Regions from separate parts of the Homo sapiens genome. Here region 1 is linked to region 2. The links are chromatin contacts, found by Hi-C in ENCODE. All regions are on one chromosome and are shown on one strand. Each heading gives the region's core, a stretch centred on a gene start or an enhancer-like site at or near the end of the contact. The rest is flanking DNA. Distances are from core to core; before and after follow the strand shown. Region 1 has its middle 150 kb from the start of MIR4290. Region 2 overlaps LINC03062 (long intergenic non-protein coding RNA 3062).

Region 1 (7,035 bases), core at 1,657-4,156, 210 kb after region 2:
GTGCTGCTCAGCACCTACCTGCTTGCCAACAGGAGCCCTGGGCCAACGCCTGGACCAGACTCTGAGCATTCTCATTCCAGAGGTGGCCAGCTTCCAGGCCTTGCTCAGCCAACAGCCACATCTCAGGTCCCTATCCCCCAGCCCCTGCCTATAGCAGCCCCTGTGTGCTGGGGCCTGGACCCCCAGGAAAACCCCGTGAGACCCTCAGCCCCATCCCTGTGCTTTGGGGCATGCCTCTGAACACCTGGAGCCAGGCTTCTCACACTTTCCTGAACACCAAGTCACCCCTGGACCCTGTGGAAATGCAAGTATTGACTCAGAGGGTCTGGGGCAGGCTGGAGCCTGTGGTTTTAACCAGCTCTTGGGTACTGCCATCGCTCTGGTGCAGGGACTGCACTCTGCGTAGGGAGTGTCTGGAAGGCCTGGCGAGCCATCACGTCCCTGCTAAACAATGATAAACACATACACTTATACCTGCAGGAGCAAGCCCATGCATACAGGAGCACGTGTGCACCCCCGTGCAATATTTAAAGAGCCATGAAGCAGATAGCACCATGAGAAAGACTCCCTGGGCCACAAATGTGCCGGCTCGCACCCCTGAAGTCCTGAGGAATTTTCTCATCACATGACCCGCCCCACACCCTGACTTTCTGGGTTCTCACTGCATCTGGAGGTCTGCTGGGGTCAGCTGAGGCTTCCCCTTGGTTTGGAGGCCACGTGGGAACTGTCCTGCCCAGGCCCCGGAACTTTCCAGGCAGCACCTCCTGCTCCCCTCACAGTTCCCCCAGGCTATTTTTAGGATCCTATTTTTGCCCTGTTTGAAGTTCATGCTGACTTCACCACCTAATTAGAAAGGGCAGCTCCCTGGAATTATCTGTCCCACATTCTACTCTGTGTACTGTACAGAGCAGAGGTGATCAGATGTCCCCCAGTTGGGGTCAGGTGCCCGGCGTCTGTCCCTCTTTGCCCGGGTGGAGTGTTTTGGAGCCCACCCCAGTGGCCAGGCCTGAGGCAGGACCTGGTTCTCAGTTTCTCCTGCCCGCCTGCGCTGACCCAGCCTGCCTGCACTTGCTCTGGGCATGTGGCTCCTGCAGTGGGTCCCAGACCCACCTGGCTCTATCCACAGCCCAGAGCAAGGTTGCGGGAGGCAGAAGGGGATATGGCTTGTATGGGGCCTGCTCTGGCCAGGTCAACCTGTCAACAGTGCTCTGCACTCCCCAGGGGACGGACTATCACCACAGGGCTTCCACCTGCTGGGCTGGGCTGTCTCTCCCAGCTCTTCTCACTTGGAAGGCTGGGGGCTCACGCTGGAGTCTTGGATTTCTGTCCTGATGCTGCAGGTCTGGGGGCCTGCACTTGAGAGTCTCAAAGTCTTTGGAGGGACGCCAGGCCTCCCTCTCACCACCACAAACCCTGCCAGAGTTCTCTGAGCACCATCAGGCAGTATGAGGGTAGAGGGTGGACTGTGGGCCCAGGGAAGGCTGAGTTCCCCTCTCTTATTTGTCATTTTCCATGTAATGACAGCAGGTTACTAATTCCTAGAAAGCTCAGTTTCCCAAGGTTAACCTTACCCATCTCATGGGGATGGTGTGATCATTGAATAAGTTAATGCTCATAAAGCCTCAGGCATAAAGTAGACTAGTAAAAAAGGTTATTTCTTCTCCAGCCCATCGCTGTCGGGAGGTCTGACTGTCGTGGATGTGGCATCATGGGTCGGGCTGAAGACCTGCCAGTGTGCTCTCTGGAGCCCCGTCCTGACTCCTCGGGGCAGTGCTGAGCCAAGCATGGGCCCCAAGGACCTTGTCTCTCCCAGCTCACCTGTGCCCTGGGCCACCCTTGGACAGGTCCAGCCTCCGTTTCCATCTGTGAAATGGGTTCTCTGAGTGCTGCACTCAGAGAAATGGGTTCTCTGAGCACTCAGTTCTCTGAGTGCTGCTCAGAGGCCCCTTGAGGTAGTAAATTAAGCAAGTGTCCGGAGAATTCTGGGGGACCTGGAGACCCCGCACCCTCATGAAAGCTCATGAGGTCCAATCCCCCTTTCAAGGTATGAGCACAGCTCTTTCCAAATACAAGGAGATTCTTCCCAAAGTGGGTTAACCGGGGCACCCCACTGAACTGGAAATAAACTCTACCGATTGGGCTGAAAGCTGCCCAGAGGTGCCCAGTTTGGGAGGATCTCATCCACACGGGGGACGGCTCCATTCAGCATGGCCTCCTCTGGACTTTCCATGGCCGCTGTCACCGTTTCTGTGAATATGACATTCCCAGCCTGGCACTGGGCTCCTTTCCACCCCGCTGCAAACGTCACGAGAGCCAGGACTGTGCCTCTCACAGGCACATCCCCTGCAGTCCCAGATGCTCAGCAAGCAGTTATTATGAACAGAGTGCACAAAGGACAAGTGTGGCCCAGCCCTCTGTCCACACATAGGGACACAGGCCCTAACTAGTCCTGCTTCCTTCTGCCCAGGTCTCTCAGGAACACTCTACTTCCCTCTGGGAAGCACCTGGTGGAGAGGTCTGGGCGACGGGGCTGGGTGAGCAGCAGCCCTACTGCACATCCTCCTGCTCTGGGCAGACCCTTGAGTGCCTCTTGGATGCTGAAGCAGGCTGCTTACAAAACCAGTGTTAACAAAGGCCCAGCCTGAGGAAGGTGATAGGATCTGCTCCCGCAGTGTGAGCCAGCCCAGGCTGGGCTGTGTTCAGGGCATCCAGGGAGGAGGCCTGAATTCTACAATTAAAACCTAAATGCAGGAACAATCTAAACAACCAGGCTTGGGCATGTCCTGTTTGTTGTGTAAATCCATGAGTCTGGTTTGCATGGCCAAACGCTCCCTGACAGCTGACTGCCAAGTTTCTGTTAGGGCTTAGACGTGACCTCCTTCAACCCCTGCCTTGTTTGGGTTTACTCTGGGGTTGAAGTCTGACGAACATCTAGATGGGGGCCTCCTGGAGTGGCCTGTCACTGTGTCCAGAGGGACATGGGCTTGCCAGCTCCCCGGGCGTCCATGCAGCGGCTCCCCGAGGCCTGGCCAGCTCCTCACCAGCTCCTGCTGAGTGTCTGTGCCCACGGCAACCAAGAAGTCCTGTGTGTGCCCTGCAATGCTGCTTCTTCTTAGAAACTGCAAACAGAGAGAAAAACTGCCTGGCAGCTTCCGCACTGATCTCTTTCTCTGTCCTTTTTCTCTTCACTTTAATTTTTTTTCTCCTACTCTTTTTCTGTCAGAAAGCAGTCAGCAGCCATGTGAGTTACCCCGTGAAGTTCTCCTGCCTTGGTCTGAGAGGCCCTCGGTGCGTGTTTAGGAACTGCAGCCAGCTAGCCTTCTCCTCTTTATTCAAAAGCCTGATTCCTCCTTACTGCATGGCAGACCCCCCCAGCGTGCCAGCTGTGCAGGTCCCAAGGGTGCTGAGGGCAGGAGAAGGCAGCTCTGGCAGCTCACGAGGGCATCCATGCACCGCCCCCATCTGTGGAGCTGAAGTTTAACGTATCCTCTGGGGCCCCCATCACACCTGCTTTTGATGGCAGAAGGGCAGGCACATGCTCAACTCTTATCCTAAAGCCTTCCAGCTGGCTACTTCATCATCTGCAGGAGTCCACAGGACTATGGGGGACAACAGCTCCCCAAGGCCCAGACTCCCCCTTAGTCGAGTGCGGTGGCTCATGCCTGTAAGCTGAGCTACTCAGGAGGCAGAGGTGGGAGGATCACCTGAGGCCAGGAGGGGCAACATGGAGGGAAACTGTCTCTTAAAAAAGAAAGAAGGAGGCTGGGTGCGGTGGCTCATGCCTGTAATCCCAGCACTTTGGGAGGCCGAGGCGGGCAGATCACGAGGTCAGGAGATCAAGACCATCTTGGCTAACATGGTGAAACCCCGTCTCTACTAAAAATACAAAAAAATTAGCCTGGTGTGGTGGCGGGCACCTGTGGTCCCAGCTACTCCGGAGGCTGAGGCAGGAGAATGGCGTGAACCCGGGAGGTGGAGCTTGCAGTGAGCCGAGATTGCGCCACTGCACCTCCAGCCTGGGTGACAGAATGAGACTCCGTCTCAAAAAAAAAGAAAAAAAAAGAAAGAAAGAAAGAAAAAAGTTAAAAAAAGTTTTATAAAAAAGTAAAATTTAAAAAAGACTAAATAAGTAAGTAAATAAATAAAATGGGTGAGCCCCACCCCTCCCAGCTCAGCCCTGTCCCTGGACACATGGGTTTAACTCACAAGGGCCTCCCTCTTCTTCTCGGGGTGCCTCACCCTCTGCAAGGCCCTCCACCATCTCTCTTCTCCACTCCACACCTTCTCAGCTTCTCATCCTGACTTGTCAATTGCTCCATGCCTTTTTTTTTTTTTTTTTTGTGAGACAGAGTCTTGCTCTGTCACCCAGGCTGGAGTGCAGTGGCGCGATCTCGACTCACTGCAAGCTCCGCCTCCCAGGTTCACACCATTCTCCTGCCTCAGCCTCCCGAGTAGCTGGGATTACAGGCACCTGCCACCACGCCCGGCTAATTTTTTGTATTTTTAGTAAAGACAGGGTTTCACCGTGTTAGCCAGGATCATCTCGATCTCCTGACCTCGTGATCCACCCACCTCGGCCTCCCAAAGTGCTGAGATTACAGGTGTGAGCCACTGCGCCCAGCTGCTCCATGCCATTTTTTAAAAAATTATGTTTTTCCCTTTAAAAATTGCTGCAAAGGGCTTCAGATCCACGTGCATAAGAAAGGACATAGAGCGAAGAAGGAAGGCCACCATCTGTGGTCTGGCTACATCCTGAAGTCAATCAGGCTTGTGCAGGTCCAAACTGGCTGCTTAGGACAAGCTCAGGTATCCTAAGGGCCAGAGAATCTGCTCCTTTTCCCCACGAGCATGGACGTACCCAGAAAGTGGTGCAGGATAGGTTGGCTCCAGAGGGGAGGAGGCCATCCCAGCAGGCTGAGGATGGTGTGCAGGGTCTGGAAGGTGTGACACTCCCTCATCCCCCCCGGGGATCAGCTCAGTCCCCCATCCCACCCCACTCTTGCCCTGTGCTTGTGAAGATCCTCTGCCTCATCACACAACTTTCTTTGTCCTATTTCTCCCCTTGTCAGGTGGCCAAGAACATGGTGTACAGTTCAGAGAGCCTCTCAATATGTTGCTTTAAAGTTGAAGACGGGGCCAGCCCAGGGTATCAGCAGCCTTGGCCCCTGCTCCATGCACCATTGCAGGCTGGAGCTATGGCGTTTCCCAAAAACCACCTGGACTTCTTACACATAGAAACAGGGTGACCTCCTAGATGGGTAGACATGCTGCCCTCCAGCTGAGGGTTGGGGTGATGGGATGGGCTGAACTCTGTTCCCCCAAATTCATATGTTGGCGTTGAACCCAGGACCTCAGAATGTGAGTGTATTTGGAGACAGGGCCATTAAAGAGGTAAGGTAAAATAAAGTTATTGCGGTGGGCCCTGATTCAATAGGACTGGTATCCTGGGAAGAAGAGATTAGATACACACAGAGGGATGACCATGTGAGCGTGCAGGGAGAAGACACCATCGGCAAGGCGAGGAGAGGCCTCAGAAGGAACCAGTCCTGCTGACAGCCTCGTCTTAGACGTTCAGTCTCCAGAGATGTGAGACGATACAGTTCTGCTGTTTGAGCTGCCAGATCTGTGGCACGTTATTACCACGGCCTGAGCTGACCCACACAGATGGTTCTCTCGGTCAAACTGTCTCCCCGTTTGCCTTCTGTGCATACTGGCAGGTGAGTGAATGAGCAGAAAGCTTCATTTCCTCCCCAGGCCTGAGCAGGCAGCAGCTGCTTTCCAGGGAGAAGCGCCCCACCTCGCCTCCCAACCCCACACCTGAGGCTGGCCTTGTTATATTTGCCACCAAGATTCCTCAGGGAGCACATCTCTTCATGGACTCCAGGCCCCCAGTCTCAGGACCCAACTCAGCATCCCGCCCACATTGTTGATCTGTCTATTCCTTCCTAAAGCATCAATTATTTTGGAAGGAGCCCAAGAAAATTTCCAATGAGTGTGCATGACAAGGGGATGAAGGAAAAGCACCCTCCTTCGGCCATTTCTGCAGGTCCTGGCTCTGTGCTTTGCAGAAGCGGCCTCGGAGTCCTTGCCAATAGACCTATGCCTAGTGCCCCAAGGGACAAGTGTGTGTCTCTGCCCAGAGAAGGCAGGGAGAAGGAGGAGGCTGGTTCTGCTCCAGCTTGAGGTGGACCTGGGTTTGGGACTGTCATGGGACCAGGGAGGTGACCTTGTATTCAAAAGTTATCACATCCATAACCCAAATGAACTTTCACCTTCTATTTTTCTGCTAAGTCGTAGTTAAAACAAGGAATATGATCTCCACAGGGTTGTGTGTCCACAGCAGTGAAGGAATCGGGGTTTGAGGAATTATTTGGAGATTGTTACCACTTTAGAATGGCCAGCCTGGGCTTCTAAGAGGAAGAGTCAGCTTTCCTTCTGGCTGTGCATGTACATACTAAGTGCATCCTGAAACCCAATGATTAAGTAATATAGTGAACAGAAGTGGTGATTCGGGGAGGGAGAGGGCCACCAGGAGAACAAAGTGGGGCAGCTGGGAGGATGACAGTCGGGAAAGAGGTGGCTGTGTGGGTGGATCTCTTGAGGGCCTCGCTGCATGCTGAGATAGAGTGAGCAGCGGAGGCAGTGGGCACAGAGAACAGCCGAGGGGAGGTGACATAGGAGAGCTGCTTTACAGGATGACTCAGTGGGGACAGAACAGTTCAGCAGACAGGGACACCGTGTACAGAGGCACAGAGCCAAGGGGGCCTGGAGCAGCTGGGAGCCAGCTGGGGCCATGCCTGCTATACCTTGCCACTGGAGCTGCAGAAACTCTGGGGATGTGTCCTTTAGGAGCCAGCTGGGAAGGGCATGGCCATCCGTGGCTGTGACAGCACCCCACTGGCACTGTTTCCACTGTCCACGCAAAGTGGCCGTGGGCTATGATTATTCTGTAAGGCCCAAGACACAGAGCACTAGGAGTTCTGCAGAACAAAATGTGTGGCCACACACAGGTGTGATGGTGCATTCTTAAGTCTC
Region 2 (7,750 bases), core at 2,603-5,102:
ACGTGTCTCCATCTTGACTGTCTTGGGGTCTGTGGACTTTCTCCCAGAGGGAGAAGGTTGCAAGAGAGGAGGTGGAAGCTGCCAGGTTTCTGAGTGAGCCTCCGATGTGTGTCTCTCCTGGTATGTCCCCTGGAAAAGTGAATGGAGCTAGCCCAGATTCATGGGACTGGGAACTGACTCCACTTCCCTGTGGGAGCAGGAGCAGAGGCTTTGCAGCTACCCTTCATCTGTACAGACTGACGGGCCCTGTGATGAATGCAGTGTGCCGTGGAGAAGGGAGAACCAGCCCTCCCCGCTGAGGAGGCTCTGCTGAGCCTGCGTGCTTGCTTCTCTGCCAGTCCTCTCCTCATTGCTCCGTGGCCTCTCTGCCAACTCCATGCCCCTTAAGGCTGGCCCTTAGCAACAGCATCTGCCTCTCCCTTGCTTCTCACCCCTGCCCCTCATGCCATGCCTGCTGCACTGCCCTTGTGGACACATCCCTTCATGAGTCCCTCTTCTGTTAACCCTGTGCCTGTGCCATCTGTTTTCAACATGGGCCTGACCCTGATGGCACATTCAAAAAAAAATCATATCTTTACAATAAAAATGACAAAAATTATATGATCAATTAGTAATAAAATGACACATGCTAAAAAGTAACTTGGAAGATTTTCCTTCTTCAGAATGTCTAAGGGGTTATCAAGGCCCTTTTGGAATTGACAATTATGCAGAAGTGTTTGCTCCATCTTATAGACACCAGGCACAAGATTACTCCTGATCTCCAGCGGGAGACCACACATCTGCCCTGCTGCCCAGGTAGCGTGAGGCACTCTGCTCGGCTTGTCTCCTCGGTGCATTGGGCACACCTTGGGAGGTGTGGCAGAGTGTGGCCGATGGGTGTGTTGGGCACTTTCCATCCACCTTGGGAGGCATGCCATGGGGTGTGGCTGGCAGGCAGTAGCTTCTGCACCAGACACTCCACATGTGAGACGTGCTACCCACCTCACTTAAGATGCCTGCTATCTGCAGAAAGAGATTCCACTGGGCAGCCCCCAGAAGAGTAGACTCCAGCATACTGTTGATGGTTAATAAATGCCAGCTCCCCTCTGTGGTCCTGTTGCTTCAGGAGGATGGGTGAGAGGGTCCAGGCTCACGGGGCTTGCCCTCATATTTTCTTGAAGAAAAACAGACAATTCTGAGTCCTATGTTGGGTGTGGGTGGTGAGGGTGGTAAGGCTGAGTGCACGCCGTGTTTCGGGAGGGTTCGAGGTGCCCAGGTTCCATCATGCCTGTATTCAGAGGGCGGCACTGATGATTCTGATTTGATTCTCATCGCAGCCTGCCAGCAGGGTCATGTGGCTTTGAGCACCTGAAGTGTACAGTGAGGAAATGGAGACAGGGGTGTTACCTCTTGTGCCCAGAGCCCTTGGCTGGCCCAGGGGAGATGAGTCTGGTCTGGATCTCCAGTGAGTCCCGGGCCAGGTTGTGCCCACTGAGCTCCTCACTGAGACCCTGATGGACGCGGAGATGTGGGATGGGGGAGGCAGGCTGGGGAGTGTCCTGGAATGTGGGGAAACCCAGGGGTTGGAAGATGAACCAAGAAGGAAGGAATGAGCATTCTTTCTTGCAGCTCCTCCTGCTCCTCATGTCTGCAGATGCCCCTCCAGGTTTCTGCTTCTGCTCTGACCTTTACACCAGGACATTCACATGAACCCATCCCTGCCCCCCTCCCCTCACTGCAGCCGGCCATGCAAGGTGAAGGGCTGACTTGGACCTCCTTAGTCTGCAATCCTGAAGTGAGGTGCAGGGGGCAGGGGAGGCAAGCCCTGGGGCCAGTGGGTCTAATTCAGAGGCATCATGGTGAAGGAAGGGGAAGCTAAGAAGCAGGAGAAGTGGCTTTGTAGTGAGAACAGATGCAGAACAACTCCCTTCTAGGGGAAGCTCAGGCTTCCTTCTTGGAAGTGAATAAATTGCTTGTATTGACTGTTTCTACCTGAGGGCACCTTCTCTGACAGTGCCCTGACCCAAGGCTGCATGGCCCAGGAGCCAGTGGACCTGGCTGGTCTTGCTGCCTCCATCTGTGTCATCCCTGTAAGTGTCTCTTCTCTTCAGGCCATGACATTGAAAGGCTTTGGTTCCTCTTCTTAGCAGTTTCTACTTCTCCAAATATCTGACAAATAAAGGGCCATTGCTCACCCTGGAGGCCGCTCACCCTGGAGGCCGCTGTCCCCTTGACATCACATCCCCAGGCAGCTCCATGTAGAACTCCACTGTGAAAATGCAGCAGAGAGGCTTTGGCCTCATGCTATGTCATTCCCCTAACACTGGAAAAGACATCTGAGGCCACATGAGGCTGGTGAGCAACGGGTCTGTCTGCCCCGACCGGGCAACTCTGGCTTGCCACCCACATAGGACTGGCCACTTCCTGAGAACAGGAGCTCCTCACGGCCATATTCAGGGCTGCTGTCTCTCCCTGTGCTAAAAGACTGGGTCTCCGTTATGCCCCTAGGCCTCCTTGAGGTCCTTCTGGCCAAATGCAGAGTCCTGTTGGCATTGGTGCCATCAGTTAACCATCTCTGCCTCTTTCAAATCCTCTGCGCTCCTCAGCAGGGTGGGGGTGGGGATTGTGGGGTGCGGTCTCTTTCCTTCCTTTGTCCTTTAGGCCCTCCATGCTCTTGAGGTGCTGGGCACAGGGAGGAGAAAACTGGGTGACCTCCAGAGGGAGAAGGGAGCCCGTGAGTGCCATGTCGGGATGGGAGAAGCCAAGCCTCAAGGACAAGAAGCTGAAGGTGCAATTACTAGAATGCTTTGTATACTTGATCCTCTTGTACCAAGACACATGTGGCCCCCAGACTCATTCATGTATTTGATAGACAACTCTGTCATATGTCCACCAGGGGTTTAGAAAAACCCTGTTGCTTATTCTTGAATGGAATCATCCAAAAATGATGGGATATCACTTAGGAAGCATCATGTCTCAGCAAAGCCTTGTGCTCTCTAGAAGGACAATTTTGGGTGCATTAGAGCTCTTTCTGCATTGTTTTCTTAAAGCTTTCTGTAGTGTTTAGTGATGATATTTGGGAATCAAAGTACATAGTTAATTTGAATTTGCAATAAGAAAAACTTCTAAGAGGTAATACTTTTCTCCTTTAGCAAGAGAGGCCATGCTCTGCCCATGCACCGGGGGAGGGGCAGAAAGAAGGAAGCTGAGGAGCCTGCAGGAGACTGGCTGATTTCTCACCAGCTGAGCCCTCTGGACAGCTTTGTCCAGGGCTTCATGGCTGTGGAGAACAGATCCTGCATGCCTTTTGTCTTCTGTGAGCATCTGCCACTCTGGTATGGCCACCAAATGCTCTTCTCCCTGGTGCATGCCAGGGAGCTTTGCGCACAGCATTCCACAGATAGCATGGACTAGGGAACACACCCCAGGTGGACATGTGACAGGCAGAAGACTTGTGCAGCGTGCTGTTCAGGGCGAGTGTGCAAAGACAGGCCACCTCTTGGGGAGACGGCCCATAGCGCGGAAAGAAGTCATCTTCCTTTCCGGCCATTCTCTTTTTCTCTACACACGAGCCCTGCAATAGGACTCAGTGGCTGCCGCCTTCAGTCTGGGCTGGGCCACTCCTGCTCTCGAGGGTGGAACACTGAGATCTAAGGGCCTCTCCCTGTCATGATCCCTGTTTATCCTTCGTTGTGCTCAACACGATGTTTGTCATTACTAAAGCGCTCTTAAAATTGCATCTGCACGTCTGAATAGCCTGCTAATGCAGAGCTGCCCTTTGCATTCAACACAGGAACCTGCTTCTGCCTGGCTCTAGGACAACACTTCTTGCTGGGCTCCTGCCAAGTGCGGCTGGGCTGGGCCTGGAGCGACCAATCCACTGATCCACCAATCCGGAGGGCAGCCCAGGAGGAGCGGGATCTTAGTGGATGGACGCCCTGCCTGTCTGTGGAATGGCTTCTTCCTGGGGCAACCCCGAGAACAAGAGGGAAAACAGCCTCTCCCCCTCGCCTCCTGCCCTCCTGCAGGCAGCCACCTCCTCAGCTAATTGAAAACAAAAAGGGACGCAGTTGTGAAATTCAGCCCCCAGCGCCATCATCATCTCCTGCGGGCTCAGGGGGCTCCTCACTGTGTTTATTTACAAATCAGCACATGTTGTTTTGGCCACGGCAGCAGACAGTGACCCCAGAGAGGGAGGTCCAGAGCACTACACAAATTGCACAACACAAGCAGGTCATCTGTCCCCTTTGCTGAAGATTCCTAAGAAAACAGAGGCAGCTGACTCTCAGGCCATCTGGAAGCCACCCTCAGGGGCCGAGCGCTCGGGGGCGTGTACGCCAGCCTTGGGGGTGCTATCCGGACACCAACAATGTCACTGCTGCTGCCAGCCTCAGTTTCTCCATCTGTGAAGGGCGCATGGTTGTGGTGGTGGGGCGGGGGGTGGTGGTCAGCATGCAGTGATTAGCAGCCACCTGGGGTACTCTACCGGGCAGGCGTCTGTGCTGTGTCCTATAGTTTCAGCCGCACGTTCTCTCATTTTACAGATGGTAGAGCAGCTGGGTGGCTGCCGATTCTCGCCCTGCCCATGGCTGCCCTGGCCTGTGGCCGAGGCTGTGATGAAGGGCAGCCTGTTCTGTGCGACGCAGTTAAGCAAGGTGTCCGGTGGGCTGCATTGTGACCGGGTCAGCCAGGCCCTCCTCTTTGTCTTGCTTCTGCTGGCAGAGCTCACAGCGCAGTTTCTGCATGGAGGCTGCCGGAGTTGCTTCCTGCTCCGTGCTCCCACACCGTTCTTCAGCTGACCAAGTAGTGACAGCAGGACTCCAGGGTTCTGTCCCTGTGCGGCAAAGCACACACTTTCAGTGCTGCGGTTGATGCTTGAGACGCTCAGTGGGAGGTCATTGCTTGGACTAGGACTACAAGTCCAAGCACAAACGTCCCCCTGAGGTGTCACCTGGGGTGTTAGGAGTGGGGGATGGGAAGAGGAACAATACTGGGATGGGGTTCTTGAGGAGACTTTCGAAAGGATCTAAGAGGAACTGACCTCTCCACCTCCCCCAGACTGTGCACAAAGAAAATGGGCCCAAGAATCCCCAGAACTGGGCTCCGAAATCCTCACTGTCTCCTTGCTGGTCACCAGCAATTGCTGTGACTCACTCTCCTGGTGCTTCTGTGGGCCATCTGGGCACCTTGGGGAAGTCCCAGGGATCCCCAACAGCACTCCTTTCTCCCTGTATGTTCTATCCCACTGCCTTCCCAGGCGGGCCTGGAGGGAAGAGCAGTGGCCAGGTGTCTTCAGGGTCCTGCAGGGCTGATGGGAGTGGTTTCTGTGGGTACTGTGGCTCTCCTGTGTGGGTTTCCTGCCCTGGGCTCTGTGTGTGGGCCTTGATGGGCACTGGGCTGTTCTTCTACCTTGTGGCACCTGGCCCTGTAGAGATGACAATTTCTGAAACAGGAGCATTTCCTCTGAATTCCAAGGAACTTTGCTCAAGGGCCAACTTTGCCTTATGCAGGCTGGAGCCTGAATGCTCGCTCTGCTACCAGCTGTGTGACCTTGTGAAAAGTCCTTAACTTCTCTGGGCCTTACTTTCTCATCGGGATAATATTACAAAAGGCTGCTTGAGAAATGGGATGCTTTCAGAGATAACATAGAATGAAAGCACCGGGCACAGTAAAATTCAACTGCTATTAGTTCCTTTCTCCCTTATTCAAGAAGGAAGGCAGATGAAAGCAGATTTCAGGAATGGCAGCTTGGAGAAGAGGAGAGGGAGTGGGGGTCTAGAAGAGGAGAGGCAGTAGGGGCTATGATAATCCTCTGACATTGGCTGAGAGCCAGCAGTAAGAAAGAGAAACAAGCTGTCCTTCATGTACCCACTGGCTTCTTCCTTGCACCCTCGGGTGCCGAGCTGAGCTGCAGACACCCAGACCTGACAGCCCTTCCTCCAGAGCTGGCGGTCCAGGTGGGGAGTGACATTTGGCTGATTTCTGATTTTGAAACACAGAAACCAGGAGAGTTGAGTTAAACCAGGTTTACCAATGTGAGTGGCTTATTGGCTATAGGTGCCCCAGCCAGGTATGGAAGTCCAGAGCTGGAGGGTGTGTGAGCTCCCTGAATGCAGGGCCAGCCCTGGCAGGCGAGCACACAGCTAATGGTAATGGATGGCATAGGAATACGGAGCCAAGGTTTCTGGCAAGAAAACAATGAAAAATGCACTATCTCTGAATTTTTCTCTGGGACTCAGTTGAATTTTAGTGGTCATGACCAGAAATGAAATTCAACCAGTTGACTGATATTTTTAGAAATGCCTCAGGCTTTATCATCTCAACTCTGGGGAGTGAGTATCCCAGAAATCTTGGGAGTGTGGGTCACAGCACCTGAATGTTAGTCCTTTACACCTGTAACATCAGAATTATGGATTCCTGGGTTCCCCTTGCAGAGATTCTAGTTGGGTTGGAGCCTGGGAATCTGTATAAAAATACCTCCCCAGATTTGGAACCACTACCATAGACAATTAAGCAAAGAATGAGGTAAGGCATTCTTTTCTCCAAAATGTAATTTTCTGGGGCCCTGCTAGAGATGTGTCACCTTTCTAGGCCTCTTCTCTGGTGGGAGCTCAGATCCTCCTGAGAAGGGCACGAATGAGAGAGACTCTGACCTTTCCCTCTGTCCTTTGCTCTAAAAACACAGCCCCGTTTAACCGGACAGAGGATGACTTTCTTCTCTGGAGTGCTCTGGGTCACGCTTGGGGACACATGAAGGATACGCCCTCCCTTTCAGGCTCCCATCGCACGTTGAACCTGGCTTGTGAACACAGCCCTCTGGGACACTACTAGGAACAAAGTGTTCCGGATGCTGCAGAAGCTCAGCTGCCACCTGGAAAACCTGTTTGGCCACTTTAGGTCCAGATGACGGGAGCCAGTCCGGCTCAGGAGAACAGAGCTGGCCCAGTAACACCTCGCTTCCTCCCTGCTGCAGAGACCTGGGAGGGCCCTGCCCAGCACAGCACACTGGAGTGGCCCTGCGGCAGCATCTGGGCTGCTGTACCCATGGTGCCTCCCAGCCCGAGGGGCTCCCGGCAGCTCTGGAGACTCCTGCTGTCACGTCACCTGGCCCCTCACCATCACCATCCTCATCTCTCTTGGGTGGGTATGTCCGCACCATTCCTAGCCTCATTTATTTATTTATTTATTTTTGAGACAGGGTCTTGCTCTGTCACCCAGGCTGGAGTGCAGTGGCACCATCTCGGCTTACTGCAACCTCCGCCTCCAGGGGCTCAAGTGATCCTTCCACCTTAGCCTCCTGAGTAGCTGGGACCACAGGTGCACACCACCATGAGCAGCTAATTGCATTTTTGGTAGAGATGGGGTTTCTCCATGTTGCCCATGGCTGGTCTCGAACACCTGAGCTCAAGTGATCTGCCTCCCTTAGCCTCCCAAAGTGCTGGGATTACAGGCGTGCACCACTGCACCTGGCCTCATTTAAAGACTGAGAAAACCAGATCCCAAGAAATTTGCTCACTATTGAGGATAGCTGTCAGCAGACACCAGATTTGGGCATCGAGTTAGCAAGCTCTGGCCGTGTGCTTGAGTACTAGCCCAAAAAACATCCCCAGAGTCATTTGTAGAATGAGTTCTTCTTACTTACCCTTATTAAAAGACTTAAATGTGCATCAATAGTTCCCACAAAAGCCTAGTGTTACTGTTTTAAATACTGAGTTCGTGAGCCAGTCAAAGATTGGGGCTTTCGCTGGTTCATTAGCTTGTTTCATGTTTG

The links. Hi-C counts contacts between places; a loop is a spot of excess contacts on that map. Pooled maps may share reads with other maps.
Region 1: a map of Right ventricle myocardium inferior shows a loop between it and region 2 (2.8-fold over the local background). The contact joins two enhancer-like sites. A Hi-C loop is called at or near these places in 5 of 168 maps with a recorded cell type or tissue (Right ventricle myocardium inferior, gastrocnemius medialis, heart right ventricle and 2 more) and 5 of 50 pooled maps.

What each region holds. Positions count from the first base shown.
Region 1 is chr9:89,872,210-89,879,244 of GRCh38, forward strand. No RefSeq gene overlaps it. Among named protein-coding and RNA genes, the nearest start is that of MIR4290, 150 kb to the right of the region's middle. Within about 2 kb of position 2,907, at least 13 of the 41 ENCODE cell types and tissues checked have a DNase peak (open chromatin) inside an H3K27ac peak, as active enhancers do; they include gastrocnemius medialis, heart right ventricle and psoas muscle, where a contact is called at or near this core.
Region 2 is chr9:89,658,264-89,666,013 of GRCh38, forward strand. It overlaps LINC03062 (long intergenic non-protein coding RNA 3062), which reads left to right. Exons shown (of 6, transcript NR_024280.1): 2 at 6,665-7,119. Among named protein-coding and RNA genes, the nearest start is that of LINC03062, 22 kb to the left of the region's middle. RefSeq lists enhancers at 3,510-4,046, 3,731-4,025, 4,047-4,584, 4,585-5,121. Within about 2 kb of position 3,853, at least 27 of the 41 ENCODE cell types and tissues checked have a DNase peak (open chromatin) inside an H3K27ac peak, as active enhancers do; they include gastrocnemius medialis, heart right ventricle and psoas muscle, where a contact is called at or near this core.